Regions from separate parts of the Homo sapiens genome. Here region 1 is linked to region 2. Evidence: chromatin contacts called from ENCODE Hi-C or POLR2A ChIA-PET data. All regions are on one chromosome and are shown on one strand. The core of a region is the stretch at or near the end of the contact, and the rest is flanking DNA. Distances in the headings are between cores, read along the strand shown.

The links. A loop is a pair of places that touch in the nucleus more often than their neighbours do. ChIA-PET counts read pairs that join two places held with the same protein, here RNA polymerase II (POLR2A). Pooled maps may share reads with other maps.
Region 1: a map of naive thymus-derived CD4-positive, alpha-beta T cell shows a loop between it and region 2 (2.0-fold over the local background). The contact joins the enhancer-like site here to the promoter of XCR1 in region 2. A Hi-C loop is called at or near these places in 8 of 168 maps with a recorded cell type or tissue (CD14-positive monocyte, CD4-positive, alpha-beta T cell, DLD1 and 4 more), 2 of 37 single-sample maps with no recorded cell type and 8 of 50 pooled maps. POLR2A ChIA-PET finds 5 or more read pairs at or near these places in 5 of 52 experiments (CD4-positive, alpha-beta T cell, CD4-positive, alpha-beta memory T cell, GM12878 and 2 more).

The regions. Positions count from the first base shown.
Region 1 is chr3:46,061,390-46,067,875 of GRCh38, forward strand. It overlaps a transcript of XCR1 not described here. Among named protein-coding and RNA genes, the nearest start is that of XCR1, 37 kb to the left of the region's middle. Within about 2 kb of position 4,607, at least 9 of the 41 ENCODE cell types and tissues checked have a DNase peak (open chromatin) inside an H3K27ac peak, as active enhancers do; they include CD4-positive, alpha-beta T cell and heart right ventricle, where a contact is called at or near this core.
Region 2 is chr3:46,025,561-46,032,151 of GRCh38, forward strand. It overlaps XCR1 (X-C motif chemokine receptor 1), which reads right to left and starts at 1,923. Exons shown (of 2, transcript NM_001024644.2): 1 at 1,857-1,923. RefSeq lists a silencer at 4,492-4,661 and an enhancer at 5,261-5,761.

The sequences.
Region 1 (6,486 bases), core at 3,357-5,856, 39 kb after region 2:
CACCATGGCCACTTTGTCCATGAATCTGTTGGGAGATGACAGGAGTGTCTGGAGAAAGAAGCTAACTGACTCACAGAGTGGATCATCCAAACCACTTGATTATTAAAAATTTCCTCTACTGAGTTCACCCTTTGGTGAACATTCACGTGGGACATTCCCCTGCATTCCCTTCTCTCTTATGGGATGTTGCTCAACTTCCTTGCTGAGAACCTTTGGGCTGAAGCATGGCTTCCAAGGACTCCTTAGGACAGTCCTTTTAAAATCAGAAGATACAGCCATATCTCAGTGAAGCTGGAGCCTGGGGTCCTGCGAGGGGAAAGGAATATGGGGAGTTAGAGGTACAGAGGATGGGGGTTAGGCGGCTGATGCCAGAAGGAGTCATGGGGGTGCCAGGCCTGGGCTTCTTTCCCTGGTCTCCTGGGCATCTGGGCATGGTGACTGAGAAAGCCCCAGGTGAGTGTAAAGCATTGGAATGGGGGCTTGAATTCAGAGGCCCAGCTAGGTCCAGCACTGTGGGCAAAGCTGGATTTGAAGAGTCTGGCATAGAAGGTATCTTCTCTGGGATGGATTCCATCCCCGGAACCCCTAAGGGAAGGGTTTTGTGTGGCAAAGGATCATGAAGGGAGTGCCATAAGCTTTTGGAGGTGTCAGCCAGACTCCAATTTGGACAGTGCCCATTACATACAGAAGACGTTGAGTCAGCAGAATTGGGCCCAGGGCACCTCTGGGACTTTGGGGCTTTTTCAGTGAGTGGTTAGGGTTCAGGAGAAAATAGATGGTTTCTGAACTCCTTGGGGAGATGCAGGCCTCCTGGAAGCAGGACCAGTGGATGTGAGTCCCTGCAGCAGCCATGGACATGCCCGCTCAGCTGTCCTTCAGGAGACCCTGCTGCAGGATGCATGGTGGAATGATGGCCTCAGCTACTTCCACCATGAACACTGAGGCCACATGCCAGTCTCCCCACACCCCCCACTACTTCTGGCTAATGACTGAACTTGGAGCCCTCCCATTCTTGCCTGGAGCAGAACTCCTCTAAGGGCAACTTTTGCCCTGGGTCTCCCCATTGGCCTTGCCAAGACTTCCTCAGAACTTTCTATGTTACGGTCTAAGGTTCAACCTCCTGGATCCTTTTTCCTTCCCCCTTCCTTTTATAGGTGCTGGATCTGCATCTCTGTCTAAAGGCTCTCCCTGCCTACTTTTGCTCCTTCTCCCGTTACTCTTTTGGGAATTTTCCCCAATAGTTCTCTTGTATCTCTAATTCCCTCTTGGGGTTCACTTTTGAAATTCCAACAGAACAGGAGCTCAGGGCCATTCTGGCTTCTCAAGCCTAACATGGGCCATCCTTTCCCCAGGAGGCAACAGGGCCTTGTGGAAAGGAGCAGAAAGGAGGTTGGCAGCATCCAGAGGGCCTGTCGTCTCCGATGGAACTCCTAGCCTATCTCTGGGCTGGGGTGGCTCTAGTGGTGGAAGATAGGAGAGTTGGTTTTGGATCTGGGCAGAAGTATGCAGGAGCTGGCTCATACCAGTTTGTGTTCTATTTTTAGGAAAGTTGCAAGCTTGAAATCAGCCAAAGTGGAAGTATTTGGACCTCAAGACAAACACTGCAAATCAGAGCTTTTTCCTTTAGAGACCTGGTTGTTAAAATTTACTAGCACACCACTGAATGGAAGGTTATCATTTTCTTAGAATTGCTATTGGGATAAAGTTCCGAATTATTATCCTAGCTGCTATAGCTCTATCATTCAGGGTCCCAGTAGGAATCAAGTGGCTCTCTCAAAAAGGTAATTGATGACAATTCAAGGAAGAGACCATTTACAAAGGTGTGGCAGGATATAGGGAATGCAAGAAGGGATGGTAAAGTATCCCTGATCTAACAATAGTGGGAAGCTGCTACTAATCCTAGGCCTGAGCACATAGGAGAAAGAGCCATTGGAGAACCTAGTAAGACCTAAAGCCTTAGGAGAGGGCTGCTTGGCAGGGCACACAGCCGTGGGCAGAGGAACATGGTTACTTTCACCCCAGTCCAGCAGAGACGAAACCAGAAAAATACATACTCCACTTTCTTTTTCCCCCGACCCCTGAGTTCCCCTGTCTAAACTCCTGCTGGTGCCTCCACTGTCGCCAACCAGGAGAAAAGGGAACTGTGGGTGCAGCTCATACACATCAGTCCTCAGAAGCACAAGGCAGGTGGAAAAGGTGGAAGGTGGATCTACATGAACACCCAAGGGCAGAGCCTCGGGTGATCTGTCCTTATGCCACCTGCCCAGCCTAACTCGATGCCCACTGCCCTTGCCCACTGCACTGTGGGGCACACACTGTTTCCTCTGCCTGAAAACTCTCTCACGTCCCCCTTCCCCTAGTTCATTACTTCTCATCTTTGGCTTAAATGTTAACCTCCTAAACATGTAATCCTCTTTGTTGATTGTACCCTTTGGCACACTGTTGTTTATCTGCTTATGGCAAATCTTTTTTCCCAATGGTTATTACTAATATTTTTTGAGACAGGGCCTCGCTCTGCCACCCAGGCTGGAGTGCAGAGGTGCAATTATGGCTCACTACAGCCTTGACCTCCTCCCAGGCTTGAGCAATCCTCCCACCTCAACCTCCCTAGTAGCTGGGACTAAAGGTGGATGTTACCATGCCAGGATAATTTTTTTATTTTTAGTAGAGACAAAGTCTTGCTGTGTTGCCCATCCTGGTCTCAAACTCCTGGCCTCAAGTGATCCTCCCACCTTGGCCTCCCAAAGTGCTGGGATTACATGTGTAAGCCAATGTGTCTGGCCCCTAATGATTATTTAACAATAATAATACCAGTATTCAACATTGACTGAACACATATCATGTGCCAGGCACTGCGTAATTATTTGTTAGACTCTTTTAGACTACAGTCTCCATAAGGGCAGGGATCATGTCTCTGTATTGTTCATTGGTCTGTCTCTCCAGTGCCTAGGGCAGTAGCTGGCACATACCAGGAACTCAACAAACATGTATGGAGTAAAAAAATCCCACAATGAGCCTTGCAAGTTTTTCCTAGCTCTCTTGTATCATGGGAGGTTAAATATGGCTGCAAATTCTTTACTGCTCCTCCCACTGAGAGATGAAGTCCAATTCCACTCCCTTGAAATCCCTCATTGACTTGCTTGACTGATAGAATGTGGCTGGAGTGACATTCTTGGACTTGTAGCTCATAAGAAGCCTTGCAGCTTCCACCTGGGTCTCTTGGAACATTCTCACTTGGTGCTCTGACCACCACTTTCGAAGTGCGACACATGAAGCCACCATGCTGGTGAGGCCACATGCAGGAATGGTAGATGGTTCCAGCTGCGCCTAGCTCTCCAGCCTTCTCTGCTCAGCCCCAGGTATCCACCAGCTCAACAGCACCAAGGGACCCCCACTGATGCCACTTGGAAGAGTTACCCAGGGCGGGTGCAGTGGCTCACGCCTGTAATCCCAGCACTGTGGGAGGCTGAGGTGGGTGGATCACCTGAGGTTGGGAGTTCAAGAACAGCCTGACCAACATGGAGAAACCCCGTCTCTACTAAAAATACAAGATTAGCCGGGTGTGGTGGCGCATGCCTGTAATCCCAGCTACTCGGGAGGCTGAGGCAGGAGAATTGCTTGAACCAGCAAGGTGCAGGTTGTGGTGAGCCAAGATCCCGCCATTGCACTCCAGCCTGGGCAACAAGAGAAAAACCCTGTCTCAAAAAAATAAAGAAATAAAAAAAAAGGAAAAAAAAATAGAGTTACCCAGCCAAGCTCTACTCAACTTTCTGGGTCACAAAATTATAAGATCTAATAAAATGGTTCTTTTAAGCCTCTACATTTTGGGGCACTTTGTTATGTAGCAATAGTCAAAACAAGTAATATTGGTTAGGGGAAAATCCCCAACCTGCTTTTCCTTCCCACCTTCACCCATCCCGCACTTTCAGGCTCCCCTTAGGGACTGTTACCTGCAGGAGTCTTGCTAGCTTTCTAGCAACTTAACTTTGATGTGGCTTTAAGAGAGGTGCCTGAGCTTCCATTTGCCACACTCTGGGGAATCCCCCAAATGCTAACCTGTCCACTCTACAACAAGCTCCGGCAGCTGAGCTGTTCTGGGCCACCTGCCAAATATCATATGATACTCCCTTGATGTCGGGTGACAGTAAAATTCACCGACTCCTGGGTGGAGGCCCTTTTCTTTGAAGCCTGCTCTGCTCACCCAACCACACACAGCCCACTTACACGGCATCACCAATTAGAGTTGGGGAAATGCAGGTGGTGGCCCCGGGCTACACCAAGCTCCACTGCTGCCTTGCTCTCTGGGTCAGATCTGTCTCAAGCAGAGCAAATTACTGCTGGAATCACCAGGGCTGTGAGGAGCTTCAGAGAATGACCAAGGTTAGCACTTAGAGGACTGAGCCCTGGGCGGTGTGCTCTAAATGTGTGTAGGGTCCTAGATGAAGGCTTTTGGATATTTCTGGTAGCACCAAAGACTAAACAGGCATTTGAGAAGCTTGAGGCGTCTTTGCCTGCTCCAGGGCCTCCGGAAGAGGCCACGTAGGGATGTCCCTGGGGCATTTGCTAACTCATTCTCAGAGGAAGATCCGAGGAAAATATATTCACTCCCTTGTCTCACTCCTTTGCTGCTCAAGCACATAAGGGTGGGTGGAAGGAGGGAGGCTAGCGACAGCATTCCTGGTGGAGGGAGCGAGGGTAGTAAGCACAGAGTGTGTTGTGATGCAGCAAGACAGGCTCACTAGGACCAGACCATGTAGTCTCAGACATACTCCTTGGTGCTCTTGGGCACAGCCTGCCTTCCTTCCTTCCTTCCTCCCTCCCTCCCTCCCTCGCTCTCTCTCTGCTTCTTTTCTTTTCTTTCTTTTTCTTTCTTTTCTTCGGAGTCTCACTCTGTCACCAGGCTGGAGTGCAGCAGTGCAATCTCAGCTCACTGCAACCTCCACCTCCCGGGTTCAAGCGATTCTCCTGCTTCAGCCTTCTGAGTAGCTGAGACTACAGGCACGCACCACCACGCCCGGCTAATTTTTATATTTTTAGTAGAGACGGGGTTTCACCATGTTGGCCAGGATGGTCTCAATCTCTTGACCTCTTGATCCACCCACTTGGGCCTCCCAAAGTGCTGCAATTATAGGCGTCGGCCATCCCGCCCAGCCACAGCCATCATTTCTTAGTGGGAAGTTGGTGTGGACTACACTAGGTGAGGCTCCTGGCATATATAGGTTCCCAGGCTCCACCCAGACCTGTAGAAACAGAAGCTCTTTGGATGGGGCCCAGGCCTCTGCATTTGTAACAAGTGTCTAAGCAGTCATGAAGAAGGAAGCCAGGCAGAGTAGAGGTTAATTCCATGGGTCTGGAGTTAGACCACGGGGGTTTAAACCCAGGTTCTAGCATTCAGTGCCTATGCAATTTTGGCACCTCAGTTTTATTATCTGAATTGCAGATAATTATAACACCGACTTTACTGAGTTGGTGTGAGGATTAAATAAATTAATATGAGTTAGATACTTACTACATAGATGGTGGGTCCTCAATAGCTGATTTTTCCAGCAACCTGAATGATGACAGTAGTGCAATGAGGAAGCCATATACCTGCAGTACAGAGTCAGACCTCAATACATGCTTGCTGAAGGGAGGACAGGAGCATAGCATATTCAGCCAGGCCATTGGCACAATCAGGCTGTGAACATTTGTTTTCACAGCTGGGCATAGCATACCTCTAGGTGCTGGGGGTTCAAAAAGGAATACCTGTGAAGATACTTGTGAGGTCACAGATATGGAAATGGATGATTAGGAGGCAGTGTGGTAAGTTCTATGTGAGGGGCAGGCTCTGAGCATAGCAGCTTTGAAGAGGCAGGTTAGGCTTCCTGGAGGAGGTGATGTCAAAGGGGGATCAGAAGGACAAGTAGGAGTTATCCAGGGAGAGGGGGCTGAATGCCAGATCTAGGGGAATATTCATGCACTAGTGGATATTCTGGGCCATCAGGGGGTTCAGTGTGGGTGAGGTGCATGGTGTAAGAGGCAGGAACATCAAGGTTTGAGACTGGAAAGATAAGCAGCATTAGCTGGTTGGATTGAGATGAGTTGGGCTAAATTGGGTTCCATGCCTTCAGTTCTGGCCAGCTCATGTCACCCATAGCACATTCTTACCACAAAGGTCACCTGTGTGTCCTTGAATAACACTCCTCCCTGGATTAGTCAATTATACACTGCTTTGGTGCCCAGAGCTATGAAAGGTCACAGAGGCCCAAATTCCTGCCCCAGGGAACACATGATCACTTTCTATTAGAGGACTGTTAACTAACTTGGGGACCATATTTCAAAACTGTCACATGGAGATTTAGGGAAAACCTCCTGGAAGAAGTGGCTTGGCTAAGTTTTGAAAAGTGCATAGGGGTGAGAACAGGGAGAGAAGAGGAAAGAGGACATGCTGTGGAGGGGCCAGCAAACGAGAAACTCAGGAGGCAGAAAATCTCAGGTCTGATTCAA
Region 2 (6,591 bases), core at 673-3,172:
CCAACAACTTAAATGAAATGGATGAATTTCTTTTAACATGCAGCATATCAAAACTGACATGGGATGATATGGCAAATGTGAATAGCCCTACATTTGTTATAGAAATATAATTAACTATATAAATCCTTACCACAAAGAAAACTTTAGAACTAGAGGATTTTTCTAGTGATTTTTTTAAACATTTGGGGAAGAAATAACACCAGTTTTACACAAACTATAAGAAATAGAAATAAAGGATGGAATATTTTCTAACTCCTTTTATGAGGCCAGAATAACCCTGATACCAAAATTAGACCAACAAATTACAATAAGAGAAAACTACAGAACAATATTCCTCGTGAACATAGACAGAAAAATTCTTAACGAAATATTGGCAGATCAAATCCAGCAATACATTTTAAAAGAATAATATAACATGACCAAGTTGAGTTTATCCCAGAAATATGAGATTGTTTTAATACATGAAAATCAATTTAAGTCACCATATCAATAGAATAAAGAAAAAAACTATATGATCTTTTCTGATAAATGTAGAAAAGCATTTGACAAAGCTCAACACCCTTTGATGATATAAACTCTCAGCAAATTAGAAATAAAAGGGATATTGGACATCTATAAAAATCATTCATTTTTTTTGCTGGTTATTAATTCATTTACTCAAAAATTTCAGAGGCAGTCATGTTCTGGGCCTGGAAGCCTTTGGAGATAAAAAGGAAAATGATGTCAAATCTCAAACCCCTCCAAGTTACATTCAGTGAACTGGCTCCCTTTTGCTGGTTGTCTCTCTCCCTCCCCATCTCTGTGGCCCACCTCAACTCTAAGGGAGTGAATTTAGCTTTCTGGACTGTAATATAATTTAGATTGAGAAAGACAGCTCTAAATTATACAACCACCAGTAATAACAAGGCCTTACATAAAGATATGTAGCCAAATAAACCTCTCTACTTCTTTCAGCATAAGAAAAATATTATTTATATGTTAGGTCTACTCAAAGTATGGTTCCCAGATCCATTTTTCTTCTTCTTCTTTTTTTTTTTTTTGAGATGGAGTCTCGTTCTGTCCCCTAGTCTGGAGTGCAGTGGTGTGATCTTGGCTCACTGCAAGCTCCGTCTCCCAGATTCATGCCATTCTCCTGAATCAGCCTCCCAAGTAGCTAGGACTACAGGTGCCCGTCACCACACCTGGCTATTTTTTTGTATTTTTAGTAGAGACGGGGTTTCACCATGTTAGCCAGGATGGTCTCAATCTCCTGACCTCATGATCCACCTGCCTTGGCCTCCCAAAGTGCTGGGATTACAGGTGGGAGCCACCACGCCCAGCCAATTTTTCTTCTTTGATTTTTTTTTTTTTTGACAGGGTCTCGCCCTATCACCCATGCTGGAATGCAGTGGTGTGATCACATCTCAACCTCCTGAGCTCAAGTGATCCCCTCACCTTAGCCTCCTGAGTAGCTGGTAGTACAGATGTGTGCTACCACACCTAGCTAATTTTTTGGGGTATTTTTTGCAGAGATAGGGTCTCATCATGTTAGGTAAGGAACTCCTGGACTCAAGAAATCTGCCAGGCCAATCCGGAACTCCTGGACTTAAGCAATCTGCCAGCCTTGGCCTCCCAAAGTGCTGGAATTACAGGCATGAGCCACTGCGCCCAGCCCAGATCAGCTTTTCTGAAAAGAATGCAGATTCTTGGGAAATCCCTATACCAAAGGAATAAGAGCCTTCAGAGGTAGCTCAGGAATCAGCATATTTACTAGCCCTCCAGGTGGTTCTGATGTGCAGCAAAGCTTAAGAACTCCTGATATAGGCTGTTACAATTAGAGGAAAACATAAGTTTAAAATGTTTGTAAAGGAACTCACCTGAATCTACACCTCTTTACATGCGTCTTGAGGCAGAAATGGTGCTTCTCTGTTTCATATTTCACTTAAAGAAACTGAAACACCTGTCCTGCCCAGAAGGCTGGAGGAGGAGGATGGGAGGAGTCTCAGAGAGAGCCAGGGGGCCAGAGGGGGACAGCTAGTGAGAGAGGAGGAAGGAAGAAGCCAGTCAGGCAGGCAGTTAGGGTGGATCCTTGGTGGAACTCCTTCAAACCAAGAACAGCCTGAAAATCAAGCTGCAAGCCCTGGATAAAGAAAAGAGCCTGCATGTTTGAATAGAAACGCCTACTCCATGAATCCAGATGAACAAATTCCACTCCTTTTTTGAACATATATCCCTCTCCTTGGCACGCCTTTGTCTCATTTCACATGCTTCCTCCCGATTGGTCCTTACCTTTTACCTGTTTAACATATACCTATCTTTCTGTGATTAGCTGCTCGCCAAATTTTCATTTGCATAAAGTGTAACGTCACTTCAGCCCCTGATTGGTCCTGGGCCAAGGTCTCAGTCCAAGCTTTCACTTCAGCCCCCAATTGGTTCTTTACACTATTGTACCTCTTCCTGAGTAGTGCTTTTTCCAAGCCTACCCATAAACCAATCAGCACGTATTTCCTCATTCTAAGCCTGTAAAAACCTGTGACTCAGACTTTTAGCTAGCAACCCTCTTTTGGGTCCCCTCTCTTTGCTGAGAGCTTTTCTGTGGCTTAATAAATCCAACTCTGCCTTCTTCACTCTCCAGTGTCTGTGTGCCTTATTTTTCTTGGTCGTGGGACAAGAACTTGGAGCTCACCAGTGGGGGGAGTAAAAGAGCTGTAACACTCCCTCCCACTCACCAAACAACAGGAGTGAAACAGCTGCAACAGTAGGAGACAGTTTTTCCACATCCTTAATGAATAAAGATGTTGAGCATCTTTTTATATGTGTATTGGTCATTTGTGTATCTCTTTGTAGAAGTGTCTATTCAGAACCTTTGCCTTTTAAAAATTTGAGTTATTAGTCTTTTTATTATTAAATTGTAAGAGTTATTTCTACATTCTGGATACTAGATCCTTATCAGAGATATGATTTAAAAATAATTTATCTCATTCCTTGGGTTTCTTTTTAATTCTTCATAATACCCTTCGACACACAAATGCTTTACATCTTCTTTTTCTTTTCTTTCCTTTTTTTTTTTGAGGCAGGCCCTCACTCTGTCACCCAGGCCTGAATTCAGTGGCATGATCAGCTCACTATTGCCTTGAACTCTGGAGCTCAAGAGATACTCTCGCCTCAGCCTCCTAAGTAGCTAAGACTATAGGTACACAGCACCACATCCAGCTAATTATTTTAATTTTTTTGTAGAGACAGGGTCTCACTATATTGCCCAGACTAATCTTGGACTCTTGGCCTCAAGTGATCCTCCTGCCTTGCCCTCCCAAAGCTCTGAGATTATAGACCTGAGCCACCATGCCTGACCTGTTTTTAACTTTCACGAAATCTAATTTATAAATTATTTCTTTTGTTGCTTGTGATTTTGCTGTTGTAGTTAAGAAATCCTTGCCTAGTCAGGTTATAGGGATTTATAGCTATGGCTTAGCTCTGAACTTTCAGTTATATTCCATTGGTCTTTGCATCTATCCTTATGTCAGTACCATAGAGTTTTGATTACCTTTGTAGTAAGTCTTGAAATCACAAATCCTCCAACTTTGTTCTTTCTTCTATTCAAGATTGGAGACATATAGATCAATGAAATACAATGGGGAAAGCCATACATCTATGGTCAATTGATTTTTTGTTTGTTTGTTTTGAGACAGGTTCTCACTCTGTTGCCCCGTCTGGAGTGTAGTGGTGCGATCATGGCTCACTGCAGCTTCAATCTCCCAGGCCTAAGTGATCCTCCTACTTCAGCCTCCTGAGTAGCTGGGACTACAGGTGCACACCAACATGCCTGGCTAATTTTTATAGAGACAGGGTTTTACCATGTTTCCCAGGCTGGTCTTCAACTCCTGGGCTCAAGTGATCTGCTTGCCTCAGCCTCCCAAAGTGCTGGGATTGTCAACTGATTTTTGACAAGGGTCAAAAATCAAGACCATTTACAAGGCCATTCAGTGTTAAAAGAATATTCTTCTTAACAAATGGTGCCAGGAAAACTAGATAGTCATATACAAGACAAAGTTGTACTCTTACCTCACATCATATACAAAAATTAACTCAAAATGGATTAAAGAGCCAGATGCAAGGGCTAAAAAACCTACAACACTTTTGTGTGTCAAAGGACACTATCAAGAAATTTTAAAAGAATTTTGATGGAAATTGCATCGAATTTGTAGATCAGTTTGGGGAGTATTGCCGTTTTAACAATATTGGGTCTTCCAATCCGGGAACACTGAAAGTCCTTCTATTTACATATGTCTTCTTTAGTTTTTTTTCCACATTGTTTTGTGGTTTTCAGTGAGTAGATTTTGTGCATTCTTGGTTAAATTTATTCCTAAGTATTTTTATGCTATTGTAAATGGAATTGTTTTGTTAATTTCATTTTCAGATTGTTCATTGCTACTGTATAAAAATACAACTGATTTTTATATATTGATCTTGTACCTTGAGCTTATTTATTAGCTTTAATAGTTTTTTGTTTTTGTTTTTGTTTTTTTGGTGGATTCTTTCAGTTCTCTATGTACTATAAAGTCATGACATCTGCATATAGAAATAGTTTCACTTCTTCCTTTCCAATCTGGGTACTTTTCCCCCCACCGTGTTTAGTTGTCCTGGCTGGAACCACCAATGCAATGTCAAATAGGAGAGGACAATGGACATCATTGTCTTGTTTCTGATCTTAGGAGAAAAGCTTCTAGTCTTTCACTACAAGTATGATGTTAATTGTGGGTTTTTAATACATGCCTTTTATCAGATTAGGAAATTCCCCTCTATTTCTAATTTGTTGAGTGTTTTTATCATGAAATGATGTTGGGTTTTGTTAAATGCTTATTCTGCATCTCTTGAGTTTATTGTATGGAAATACCACAGATTTTTTTATTCCTTCACCTATTGAAGGACATCTTGGTTAATCCTATTTCTTTGAAATTATGAAAAATACTTTATGCACTATACACTATGTATAAAAAAGTATTTTATACACGATATGTATTTGAATGCAGGTTTTTGTTTACACATAGTTTTGAGCTCGATTATAACTAGGAGTGTGATTGGATTATATGATAATAATGGCAGTGGTGGGCCATCCAGAGCAGCTGCTACCATCATGCCAGCTGCAGCAGGGAGGCATGAGCGGTGGTGGCAGGAGCAGCTGCAGGAGCAGCAGTGGGGGTGGTGGGACCTCTGTGCCCTGCATCCCCATGCCCTGCATCCCTGAGGCAGCTTACTGCACACCACCCCTACCCTTGCATGGCCGGGCAGGACCTACTCTCAGGCCTGGAGCCTCTGCCGCAGCCTCAACTCATTCCCTGCCGTGTTCTGGGAGCCTGTGAGTATCTGGCCAAAGGTGTAGCTGGGACTTTCAGGGCTAGCCCTGGGAGTGTCAGGTTCATTTGTGCGGGGTTGGCCAGGGCCACCACGCCACCTGCACCTTGCCCAGAACCACTGTGGGGAAAATGCGGAGAGGAGGTGTGGCTGGGGCTGCATGCTCCACACAGCCGGCAGGAGCTGGGGACAAATGGGAGCCCTGCCCCTTAGAAGTTGGTGGGACACGGAACTCCCCAGGCACAACTGCAGCTGCTGAAGCCATGGCTGTGACTTGGGCACCCCTGTGCTCTTGGGAGCTAGGAACAGGCAGGAGCCCCGCCCTCCAAGGCACTGCTACAGCCACCCTGCTGTAGCTATGGATCCAGGCATCTCTGCACTGTCGGGGGCCTGGGAAGGTCCCCCGCTGCCCACAGGCTTGGAAGTACCTGCTCCTGCTGTTTGGCTTCTCCCCACTGTCACTGCCTGCTCTGATCTTGGAGTAAGGTTGGGGCCAAGCTTGGGTGCTGTTGCAACCTGGCCAGATGTGTGCATGCTTGGGGCAGTGCTGACATGCTAGGCCCTGTCACCTTGGCCCCCTCTGGACTTTGTGCACCGATGAGCACAGGAGGAAGGCTGAGGAGGGGGGCGCTGAGGGCAGCTCATTCCTGGCCTGCAGGCAACCCTTGGCATGAACAGCCTGAGTCCCATAAACAGTGGTGGGTGGTGAACAAGCTCCTGGGCAGAAAGGGCCAGGTCCCTGGTGAAGCCCCACCTTCAAGCTGGGGAAGGCCTGAAGCCAGGTGGCTGGGCTGACAGTCCCACGAACCACAGGGGGACCTTTTGGTGCCTTTCCTTGTTCTGGCCCATGGCCACCCATGGACTTTCTCCCCTCTGCTGCCCATAAAAACCCTGGACTCAGCCAGATTTGGGAAGAGGATGGAGAGATGATGAAGAGACAATGGGATGACCTGTCTAAGAGAGGCTACCCACTCTAGGGCCTCCTCTCTGCTGAGAGCCGCAGAGACAATGGGATAACCTGCCTGCAGAGAGGAGCTTCCCACTCCAGCATCTCCTCTCTGGTAGGAGCTGAACACTCATTGGGACACCCTGGCTGCAGAAAGGAGCTATGCACTGTGAGTCTTCTCTGAGCTGTTCTATTGCTTGATAAAGCTCTTCATCTTGTTCATGCTGCACTTCTCTGCATACTTCATTCTTCTGGTTTGCAGGACAAGAACTTTGGACCCACCAAATGGTGACGCTAAAAGAACTGTAACACAA